2 separate regions of the Homo sapiens genome follow, and region 1 is linked to region 2. The links are chromatin contacts, found by Hi-C or POLR2A ChIA-PET in ENCODE. All regions are on one chromosome and are shown on one strand. Each heading gives the region's core, a stretch centred on a gene start or an enhancer-like site at or near the end of the contact. The rest is flanking DNA. Distances are from core to core; before and after follow the strand shown. Region 1 overlaps SARDH (sarcosine dehydrogenase). Region 2 holds the start of ADAMTS13 (ADAM metallopeptidase with thrombospondin type 1 motif 13).

Evidence for each region. Hi-C counts contacts between places; a loop is a spot of excess contacts on that map. ChIA-PET counts read pairs that join two places held with the same protein, here RNA polymerase II (POLR2A).
Region 1: a loop to region 2 is called in a map of breast epithelium, with 4 times the contacts of the local background. The contact joins the enhancer-like site here to the promoter of ADAMTS13 in region 2. A Hi-C loop is called at or near these places in 1 of 168 maps with a recorded cell type or tissue (breast epithelium). POLR2A ChIA-PET finds 5 or more read pairs at or near these places in 2 of 52 experiments (activated T-cell and naive thymus-derived CD4-positive, alpha-beta T cell).

The regions. Positions count from the first base shown.
Region 1 is chr9:133,681,347-133,687,041 of GRCh38, reverse strand. It overlaps SARDH (sarcosine dehydrogenase), which reads left to right. Exons shown (of 21, transcript NM_001134707.2): 17 at 1,756-1,849. Among named protein-coding and RNA genes, the nearest start is that of DBH-AS1, 27 kb to the right of the region's middle. RefSeq lists an enhancer at 1,134-1,634. Within about 2 kb of position 3,106, at least 13 of the 41 ENCODE cell types and tissues checked have a DNase peak (open chromatin) inside an H3K27ac peak, as active enhancers do.
Region 2 is chr9:133,419,336-133,424,061 of GRCh38, reverse strand. It overlaps ADAMTS13 (ADAM metallopeptidase with thrombospondin type 1 motif 13), which reads right to left and starts at 1,695. Exons shown (of 29, transcript NM_139027.6): 1 at 1,514-1,695; 2 at 895-961. The coding sequence starts at 1,618. RefSeq lists enhancers at 1,941-2,000, 2,121-2,170, 2,401-2,540.

The DNA of each region.
Region 1 (5,695 bases), core at 1,857-4,356, 260 kb before region 2:
TGGAACTGGGCTTCCCCTGAGGTTGCTGAGCCCATAGCCTGGGTCAGAGCCCTTCAAAGCCTTGGACCAGGTGGCAGCTCCAGGCTTCTGCCCCAGGGTCCCTTCCGTGCGGCTGCCACTCAAGGCTGCAGAGAGCATGTGCTTGTCAGGTCTGAGGCACTGGTATCACTCTCCAGGGCTTGGCACCACGTGGGTGCTGAGTGGTTACATAAGGGTCTTGGCCAACTGTACCACAGCTGAGCACCTCAGGCTGACGTGGGTGGCGGCTCCCAGCACTGTGACGATTGGGATTAGGGTCAGCAGTACTTCTGGACAGCCCACCCTGCAGCCTCAACACCTGCTGGGATCCCAGAGGGACAGAAGTGGGGGGGCGTCTCCTAGCAATGGGGGCCTCACCCTGCTGTGCCAAGCCAGGGTGTTCACAGTCAGTTCTATTTACTGAGAGCCTGCTCTGTGCCAGGCACATTGGGATAGGGGGATGCTGTTGGCACGGAGCTCCTGGGGGTGGATGCATTGGGGGTGGGTACAACCAATGTGAGAGACACCCTGGCAGGAGACTGTGGGATCTTGGACAACGAGTACCTGCCCAAGACCTAGGGAGTCAGGGAGGGCTTCCTGGGGGAGGTGACAGCTGAGCCAAGAGCTGAAGGATGACAAAGGGTTAAGTGGTGACAGGGGAAGGGGTGAGAATGCGAAGGGGCACAAGAGGGCTAGGCCTGGAGGTGGGCACGGTGCCCAGGAGGTGAGGGCTTCCTGGGAGACCATGGGTGTTGGCTCCAGTGAGGTCTCCGGTACTTGCGCAAGTGTGAGAGTAGATGTGGTGCTGGGTACCACGGAGCAGGGAAAGTGGGGAGCGAATCCCCACCCTCGCAGAGCTTAAAAGCAGGGGTGGACCCAGCAAGTCTGTGCAAACTGTCCAGTATGGACTGAGTGTCCAGTGCTCAGGAACATTCCCGGGCCCTCATAGCACTGTGGCACTCAGGTGCAGCCCTGCCCTCGGTAGGTGACAGTCCCCTAGGAGGTTGAAATGGCTCTTAGCACCTGCTGGGTGCTAAGCCCAGCTCTCTACCTCCTCCAAGTCTGCAGCCTGAGCGTCTCACACCCATGTCAGGCAGAGGACTTTGGGGCCGAGGTGCCCAGTTGGAGGGTTAGGTCAGGGAACAGAGCGGGGTGGTGTCTGGGAAGAGCACTTTCTGCAGTGGGCTGGGAGGAGGCCGGAATCTGCTCCAATCCGGCTCTGCCTTGGGCAAGTTACTCTACTCTTCTGTACAGCACTGAGGCCACCATAGCCAGCTCCTCTCTCGGGCCGTGGCTACCAAAGCAGCAGCTGAGGCCCCTCTGGCCTCTGAAGAGTTGGAAACCTGGAGAGGCCTGGGGATGTGGATTGTGGATTGTGGACCTGGTCCAGATGCTCTGTTCCTCCTGGCCTGTGGGCTTCAAGGGCATTCTATGGTTAGATAACCACTCTGGCCTCACTTCCCCATCTAAGAATCGCGAGTCCCGTTAGAGCTATCTCCAAGTCTGGCCTCCCCCAGGGGTCCTGCTAGCCCTAGCGTTACCCCGTTGGAAGGTGGCTGTCTTATGTATATTTGGAACGTACATCTGTCTTGGTGTATTTTTATTAATCCATGTTTATTGTCATCTGTCTCATGAGGACAGGGACTTATCCCACTCATGGCAGGTCCCCGGGGCCTTTCCTGCCCAGGCCCCACCCGTGAGCACTTGCTGACTGAGCGACTTTGCTCTTGCCTGCAGCCGAGCCATTTTGCAGGAGGTGCTGGACGCAGACCTGAGCAACGAGGCCTTCCCGTTCTCCACCCACAAGCTACTGAGAGCCGCAGGGCACCTGGTAGGTTCCAGCTGGCCACGTCCTCTGGGTCGTGGGTGGCAGCATGGTGTGAGGGGTGCGCCGGGGGATCTGGGGGCTGGGGGCTCTCGGGCAGGTTCCTTTGCCTCCCTGGGCCTCGGTCCCCAACTGTGAAGGGGGGACAGTGGGACCAGGCGGCCCTCCTACAGGCTGTTGGGAGCTTGGAGAGGTCATGTGGATCAAAGTCACAGCGTCTTCCATCCCTCCTCGGTGCCTGGTGCATGCCAGGGACTCAGTCCCAGGGAAGGTGGCCTTGGCCTCACTGCCTGCATCGCCACCTATTGTATCCCCTCCTGAAAGGCGCGGGGCAGCCCTCCCGAGGCCAAGTGACCTCCTGGAAACGGGAGGGCCGAGCTCTGCTGAGCAGTAGCTGGCTCCGGAGAGCTCCGTGTGGCAGCCTCCCAGCTGCCATTGTGGGCGTGGGAGGAGGGGCTGCTGGGGTGGGAGCACAGCCAGTCCCCAAACAGCACCCCACATGTCCCCCACCAACTCTAGAAAGCCTGTATCCTGGGGGCCAGAGCCCGTCCCTTCTGAGATGGTGGTAGTGTCCGGAGCCAGCACTCCATGGGACCTGGCCCCAGGCAGGAGGCTCCCTCAGAGACCAGGATCGGGGCCCAGATTCTAGTTCTGGGCCAGCACGACCCTCTTCTGGGCTTTGTTTCCTTGTTGGAAAACAGGCATCTTGGCATCTGCTTTGACTTCTCGAGGCTGAGATGAGGATGGTAAACACAGCAGCCCCTGTTTGCCGAGGGCTTCCTGTGTGCCAGACACTGTTCCGAGAACATCACAGCACACTTTCCCATGTAATCCTCGCCATAGTGCGGGCGGCTCTGTTACAGGGTCTCCCAACCTCAGCACTACTGACGTTTGGAGGAGATCCTCTCTGCTGTGAGGGCCCTCCTGTGTGACACAGGTGTGTGGCCGCCTCCCTGGCTGCCGCCCACTAGGTGCCAGTGGCACCCACCGTCGTGACAGCCACAAGTGTGTTCAGACATGGCCAAGGGTCCGCTGGGGGCAGGATCGCCCATTGAGAACCTCAGTGCATGACCACCCTGCTTGTTTGCAGGGCTGTAAGCCATGTAGTGGCAGCGGGGGCCGGGCCTCCAGAGCCCTCCAGCGCTCATGCTGGAGGAGATGTCGCCCTGCATGACGGATGTTACCCAGATGGAGCTCAGAGAGGCTGGATGGGCCAGGCTGCTCAGGGCCGCCCGGCTAAAGAAACCCAGAAAGCCCCCGATATGTGTCAGTGACACGGATGTGGCCTTCAGGAGGGGGTGGGCGGGTGCACGGCCGCGTTTGGAGGCAGCTCCCTGTCTCTCCTTCCTGTATGTTCGTCTGGGGTTTGGGTGGGGAAATGCTAAGGAAGGTTGGGGAGGAGCGAGGTCCTGGCCTGCAGAGGGACTGGAGGTCCTGGGGGACAAATCTGGGTTCTGTTAGCAGATAAACAATCTGGCGATGACTGTCAGGGAGGAGGCGGCCAGAAACTAGGGAGATCCCAGCGGCTCTGCTCTCACCTCCCCTCTCCAGAGGCTGCACAGGGGCAGGAAGCAGGGCCGGCTGTGTCTAGCTTGCTTCCTGCCTCTGTGGTGCAAAGCTGCCTGCTGGGACCAGAGAGGGTGGGCACTCAGAGAGAGCAGCACAGCTGGATCCAGGCCACACGGCCTTCAGATGGCCCGACTCCAGCTCCAGCAGGCCGGGGTCCACGCAGCATCCAGCTTTGTCTGCAGCTGGGTTCTGGTTTGCAGAAGGGGAGGGGGGCTGCGGGTTCTCCCACCTTGCTGAGGCTTGGCATAGGTGCTGCTTCTGTCTGGTTTGGCTACAGGACGGGGAGACGACCAGGTGGGAACACGTCCCCTCCCATTTGAGGCCCAGCAGCCTTGCCCCCACCCGCACGGCCACTCCAGCAAGCTGCTGGGACTTGTTCTCAGACAGGCGGCTCCAGCTGCCTCCCCTCTCCTGGGGCTGGCCCTTTCCTGGCCCTGGCAGCCTCCCCAAGCCTAGGCAGTGGCTGCCTGGGTCAGCCTCTACCTGTGTGGCCTAGGAGCCAGGCCAGGCCAGGTGCTTGCTGAGCTGACCCAAAGGCTCTGCTTCCGGGATGACATCCCCCAGAGGAACAGGCCAGGCCAAACACAGCGTGGGGGGTGCAGGGGGTGCAGGGGCCGCCTCTCCCCACAGTCTCCTGCTCATTGGTGTAAAATCACTGGTGTTGTAAAAAGCACATCACGGCTGCATAAAATACTGCTCATTGCTCGGTTTCCAACCATCACTGCGCATGGGTTTCAGCACAGGGGCTGAGTGCAGACCTCGCTTCTAGCAGTTTCCAACCATCACTGCGCGTGGGTTTCAGCACAGGGGCTGAGTGCAGACCTCGCTTCTAGCAGTTTCCAACCATCACTGCGCGTGGGTTTCAGCACAGGGGCTGAGTGCAGACCTCGCTTCTAGCAGTTTCCAACCATCACTGCGCATGGGTTTCAGCACAGGGGCTGAGTGCAGACCTCGCTTCTAGCAGTTTCCAACCATCACTGCGCGTGGGTTTCAGCACAGGGGCTGAGTGCAGACCTCACTTCTACCAAGCCCACTTTGGGCACGACCCTTGCCCCCTCAGAACAAGGATGCTGGGTCTGTGGGCAGGTCTCGTGAGCTGCGGCACGAAGCTCATCTGGCTGGGACATGGTGGTCAGCGGCATCTCAGAGGACCGTTGGGGACATTCATAGCCTGCCAATGAGTTAGCGAAAACCCCTCTAATCCCATCCCAGAGAAACCAGGGTTGACAGTTGAGTGTGTTGCCCGCCATCTTCTTTCCGTCATCTGTGACTATCTGTGGATTTTAAAATGTAATCAGGGCATCCCATGCAGTCTGTACACACTGCTTTATTCTCCGAATGTCGTGACTGTTCCCCTGTTCCTTTGAACGTTCCCCGAGAACCACTTGGAACGCCCTCAGCTGCGTCTCCAGTGCCCTGCTCATGTGTTTCACACCGGGTCCACCTCTCTGCTTTGGAAGTGGCCCCGGGAGGAACTTCCCTTGAACACCGTCCTCCCAGTAGATGCTGACTGTTGGTCTGAGAGAGGGTAGAGCTGGGCCCACCAGGTCGGAGGTATGTGCGGTTCATGGTCCCGGGTCACTCTGTGGTGTGTTCTTCTCTGTCCTTCCGTATTTCTGCGCCCCTCGCTTGCCCAGTGCTACCCTAGGTCTCAGGCGGAGTGGGAGAGAAGCACAATGCTTTCTAGGCTGGGGTCCCTGCGTGTGGGATGGGGGGGAGGGGAAACACAGGGGAGGTGGGACATGAGCGTCAACTGGCGTGCGCGATCGTGGGGACACAGGAAATAGGCGGCGGGGAGGTGCTACACGCATAAGGAGGCCCAGCTGCTGGGAAACACGCCGCGCACCGGCCGTGGCAGTTATCCATGGTGTACCTCCCAGCACCGTCAGCTCACGTAGGGCCACTGGGACTCTCAGTCAAGCACTAGTGTTTTACTAAACTTAACGATCCGTTCCCAGTGCTGTGCTTCTCGTCCTCTCCCTCACTAGCGCTCGAGAGACTCTGGAGTGAACTCTGGACATGCTGCCTGGGAGCCTGCTGGGTGCTGGATTGGGGTCCCAGGATGGAAGATGTGGCTCCTTCCCTCGATGGGCTCAGACCCCGAGTGAGGTTGGGGCCCAGGAAGGGACCTGCAGCCACAGCCCAGCCTGTACTGGAAAGAGGTCCTAGGCAGGGTGAGGGGTGACCCCAGGCCAACGGGTTCTCATGGAACCGAGAGTCCCGCAAAGATGGCCACAGAGAACTGAGTGTTGGCAAGAACCAGACAGGGTGGGGCAAGGCCCC
Region 2 (4,726 bases), core at 446-2,945:
GGGGAAAGCCCCTGCCCTGCCTCCTGGACCCTGCTCTGGGCACAGGTGTTTCACAAGTAACATCATGGACCCCGACAGGAAACTGAACACGAGTGGAGCCCAGTGGTCTCTTGGGAAGCAGGGGCCCAGGCCAGCCCTCACTGTCCTCTCCCAAGGGAGCCCTTAGAGGGTCAGGGACCCTGGGCAATGATCTCCCAGCCTTTCAGGAGCGGCAGCGCTGGAAGGACCCAGGCTATGGGATACCCAGACAGCGTCGGCTGCATCCAGCCCCCAGCGTGGCCCCAGGCACTGGTCAGTGTGCCTCTGGCCTAGACCACAAAGAACCAGGTCACAAAGTGGGCCTTGCCCTCCTGTTGCCCCTGACCACTAGCCCACCTGCCTCTGGCCCCCATCAGCCATTAGTCAAGTTGCCAATGGCCCTACTGGGAAGGGGGCTCGCACCGGAGAAGGTCACAGACATGGGCCTGTGGGCAATGGGGACAGGCCTTTATCATAAGGAAATCCATGGCCTTAGGAGGTAGCCTGAGCCAGTACCTATCTTGTTTCCCACAGAAGGAATAAATATTTACATCCACGGTCAGAAACCACAAGAGCTCCTGAAAATCAGCCAGCTCAGCAGAGGCCATGGGGCAGGAGGGGCCAGCCAATCGGTGACCGTTCCCTTGTGATATTTAACAGAAGCTAGGGTGAGAACCCTGGCCTGGCTGGAACACCCAGACCAGCTTATATCAACTTGGCAGGAAGTAACAGAGTTAATTAACAGGGTTGACAGCAGCTTCTCTGACCTTCTCCTTCCAGATCCACCAAAAATCCCAGACCACTGACTCAGTGGTGAGATACCCCTTGAAAGTCCTGAGAAACTCCCCCCGGGAGAGAAGACACCAGGACAAGTACCTTTTAAGGGAGCACCAGGGCTCAAGTAAGAAGACACGGCCTGTGGCTCCAAAGCCTGAAGACAACTCTGCAAGACAAAAAGAGATGGATGGGGCCGGGCATAGTGGCTCTGGCCTGTAATCCTAACACTTGGGGAGACCGAGGTGGGAGGATCACTTGAGTCCAGGAGTTTGAGACCAGCTGGGGCAACATAACAAGACCCCATGTCTTAAAAAAAAAAAAAAAAAAAAAAAGAGAGAGAGAGAAAGAAAAAAGAACAAAAAGAGATGGATGAAGAGGGAGACAGGAGGCAGGAGGTGGGTGAGGCCAACCAAGAAGGAGAGGGGGAAATCAGAGACAGGGAGAGGAAGGGAGAGGCAGAGAAGAGCAACCTACACAGTTTGGGACAAACTAGTATCTGTCTGTTCAGCTTCACCGAATGAGCAGGTCGTACTGAGACACCAACTCCCTCTTCAGTGAGCACACTTCATCCCCCAAAGCCCCAAGTACAGACTCCCCTGCCCAGCGCAAACCCCAAAGCTGATGTAGTCAGCTATTTGGCACTCCCCTCGCCCCAGGTAGCTCAGAATACCCCACCCAGAGGCTCCCAGAATACCCCCGCTCCTGCAAATGAGCCCACCTGCTGGAAATGGGAGGGTCCCCAGCAGCCCAGGAGAAAGCCACAGGCAAGGATTCCGGCCACACAGAGGGGAGGGCATCTTGCCCGGGGGTGACGCTGGTGCATCCTCAGGAGAGCCAGCCCGAGGAGTGGAGCGGAGTGAGAGGGGGCCTTGGTGACTGGGAATCTGGTCAGTATGGAATGGGACAGGCCTGCTCACTACTGGGCGGGACGATTAGGCAGTGTTTACTCTTGGAAGCTTCCTGCCAGGGCAGGGGCCGTGGCTAGGGTGGGCGGCCTGCAGCTCCTCCTGCTGCAAGCTGGGCCTTGCTCTAAGATGGTTGCAGTTCAGGGTAACCTGCAGCCCAGTCCTGCACACCAGACAGCTCTCCGGATGTGCACGCCCACCCCCTTAGAGGAGGCCTAAGCCATCTAATCTGGAGAAGGGACACTGGACCAGAAACCCACAGACGGGGGTTCACAAGGAATGCCAGGACCTCGGCTGACTCCCTCTCCGGGGTCCCCGCTCCCATCTGACAGATGAGAGGCTGTGCCAAAGACATCGTGGTTCTGGCTCAACTCTCCACCTACTCTGTGCCTGCGCCTGATGAGGAGAGTCGCAGAAGCAGGCTGCACGGCACCAGATCTCAGCATCATCACAAACGGCCTGGCAATCCCCTTCATCTCCTGGAAGACTCACTTCACATGCTCCAAACCACTCTTTTACACCCACAGAGCCGCACAAGCTGATGACCAGCAGGGGGATTCACCTTGTCTTTCCACCCCTCAAAGTGCAGCCTCTCTCCTCCTCTGCGATCAGGGAGGACACACCTACACTTCCTGCCAGGCCCTGGCTCTGGATCCCTTCCCAGCTCTCTCCTCCTGCATCGTTAGTTTCTGCCCCTCTGCTAGAGCCATTCATTCATTCCTTCAGCCAACAAATGTTTCACTGAGCCCCTGAAACAGGCCAGGCTCTGTGCTAGACACCAGGAAAGCAGCCCCAAGCCAGGCAGACAGCAGCCTCGGCCTCTCACAGCTTAAATTCTAGGGAAGAGAGCCAGACAGCAAAGTTGCTAGACAGACACATGTTGTATATGTAGTATGTTCAAAGGTGGTAAGTGTTATGGAGAAAAATACAGCAGAATAAAGGAATGGGGGACTGGAGGGAAGGGTGTGCTTTCATGCAGGAAGGTAAGGAGGCTGTTGGAGAAGGGGGCATGCTTAGATATCGAGATCCTGGTACCTGGCTCACTCCATCAGCATGAATGACTCTCCTGTCTCTTTTTGGTTTTTGTTTGTTTTTTGAGACAGAGTCTTGCTGTGTCACCCAGGCTGGAGTGCAGTGGCACGATCTCGGCTCACTGCAACCTCCGCCACCCAGGTTCAAGTGATTCTCCTGCCTCAGCCTCCCTTGTGGCTGGGATTACAGGCACCCGCCATCACGCCTGGCTAGTTTTTGTATTTTTAGTAGAGGTGGGGTTTCGCCATGTTGGCCAAGCTGGTCTCAAACTCCTGACCTCAGGTGAGCTGACTGCCTCGGCCTCCCAAAGTGCTGGGATTACAGGCATGAGCCACCAAGCCCAGACACTCTGGTGTCTCTTGATTACAATCAACAACCTTCCCTTGACCCACACTGTCCTCCTGCCATAGCCCTGTTTCTGGCTGTCTTTAAGAACTTAGAAACATTATTTTCAGTGGCTATCTCCACTTCCTTGCCTTCAATTCCCACATACCATTGAAATTGATCTTTAAAAGGTCACCAATAACTTTGTGAACCCTGAAAGAGCCAATCCTTCTTGATGGATCCCAAGTTACTAACTGGGCCTAAATTCAAAGTAGGACCTAGCAGCCATTTGCTGACTAGGGTCACACACACATTCTGCGTTCCTGGAAAGCCCCCACTCTCACTTAACTCTGGGATGGTTTCACAGCTATCTGTTCCTGTTTATGCCGCCAGAATCAACCCATCGACTGTGACCTGCATCGACCAATCTGAACTCAGCAAGTATTAACCAATCAGAACTAAGCAAGTGTGCCTTCCTCATTTGCATAAGTGGACCAAAGTGGGAACCTGGGCAGGAAGTTCTCTACAAAAGACGACCTCTTTCTTTGTTCTCTTTGTTCCCTGGAATGCACCTTTGTACAGAAGGCTGCATTGCCCTGGTTTACAAACTGCTGGAACAAAGTTTTTTTCCTTTTTTAAAAAGAAAACCTGGGCCAGGTGTGGTGGCTCACGCCTTTAATCCCAGCACTTTGGGAGGCCGAGGCAGGTGGATCACGAGGCACGCGGATCATGAGGTCAGGAGTTCGAGATCAGCCTGGCCAGCATAGTGAAACCCCGTCTCTTTTCAAAAATACAAAAATTAGGCTAGGTGCGGTGGCTCACGCCTGTAATCCCAACACTTTGGGAGGCTGAGGCGAGAGGATCACCTGATGTCTGGAGATCCATACCAGCCTGGCCAACATGGAGAAACCCCATCTCTACTAAAAGTACAAAATTAGCCGGGCGTGGTGGCACATGCCTGTAATCCCAGCTACTCGGGAGGCTGAGGCAGAAGAATCACTTGAACCCGGGAGGTGGAGGTTGCGGTGAGCCGAGATTGCGCCATTGCACTCCAGCCTGGGCGACAAGAGCATAACTTCGTCTCAAAAAAAAAAAAAAAATTAGCTGGGCATGGTGGCGTGCACCTGTAGTTCCAGCTACCCAGGAGGCTGAGGCAGGAGAATCGCTTGAACCCGGGAGGTGGAGATTGTGGTGAGCCGATATCACGCCACTGCACTCCAGCCTGGGCAGCAGAGCAAGACTCCGTCTCAAAACAAACAAAAAAAAAGAAAACCCTTTTCGGTGGACTTGCTGACAATCTCAGTGCCATATCTGGTTCCCATCTCTCTGTCCTCGTCCTTCTCAGCCTCTCAGCAGCATCTGATGTGGTTTATTCTCCCCCTGGATTCTCTGATGCCACTCACATCCGCTTCTCCTCCCACTGCACTGACTGCTCCCCCTCAGCCTCCTCTGCTGCTTCGCCCCTGGAGAGCCCCCAGCACCTGCTATCTGGTCTTAACCCTTCACTCCCTATATTGGTACTCTCTCTTTGGATGAACTAACCCAGGTTCATGTTTCAACACTAATTATGTGCTGACGATTTCCAAATTACATCTCCAGCACTGACCCTTCCCTAAGCTTAGGAATCTTATATCCTGCTGCTGATTAGACGTCTCTCCTTGGTGACTGAC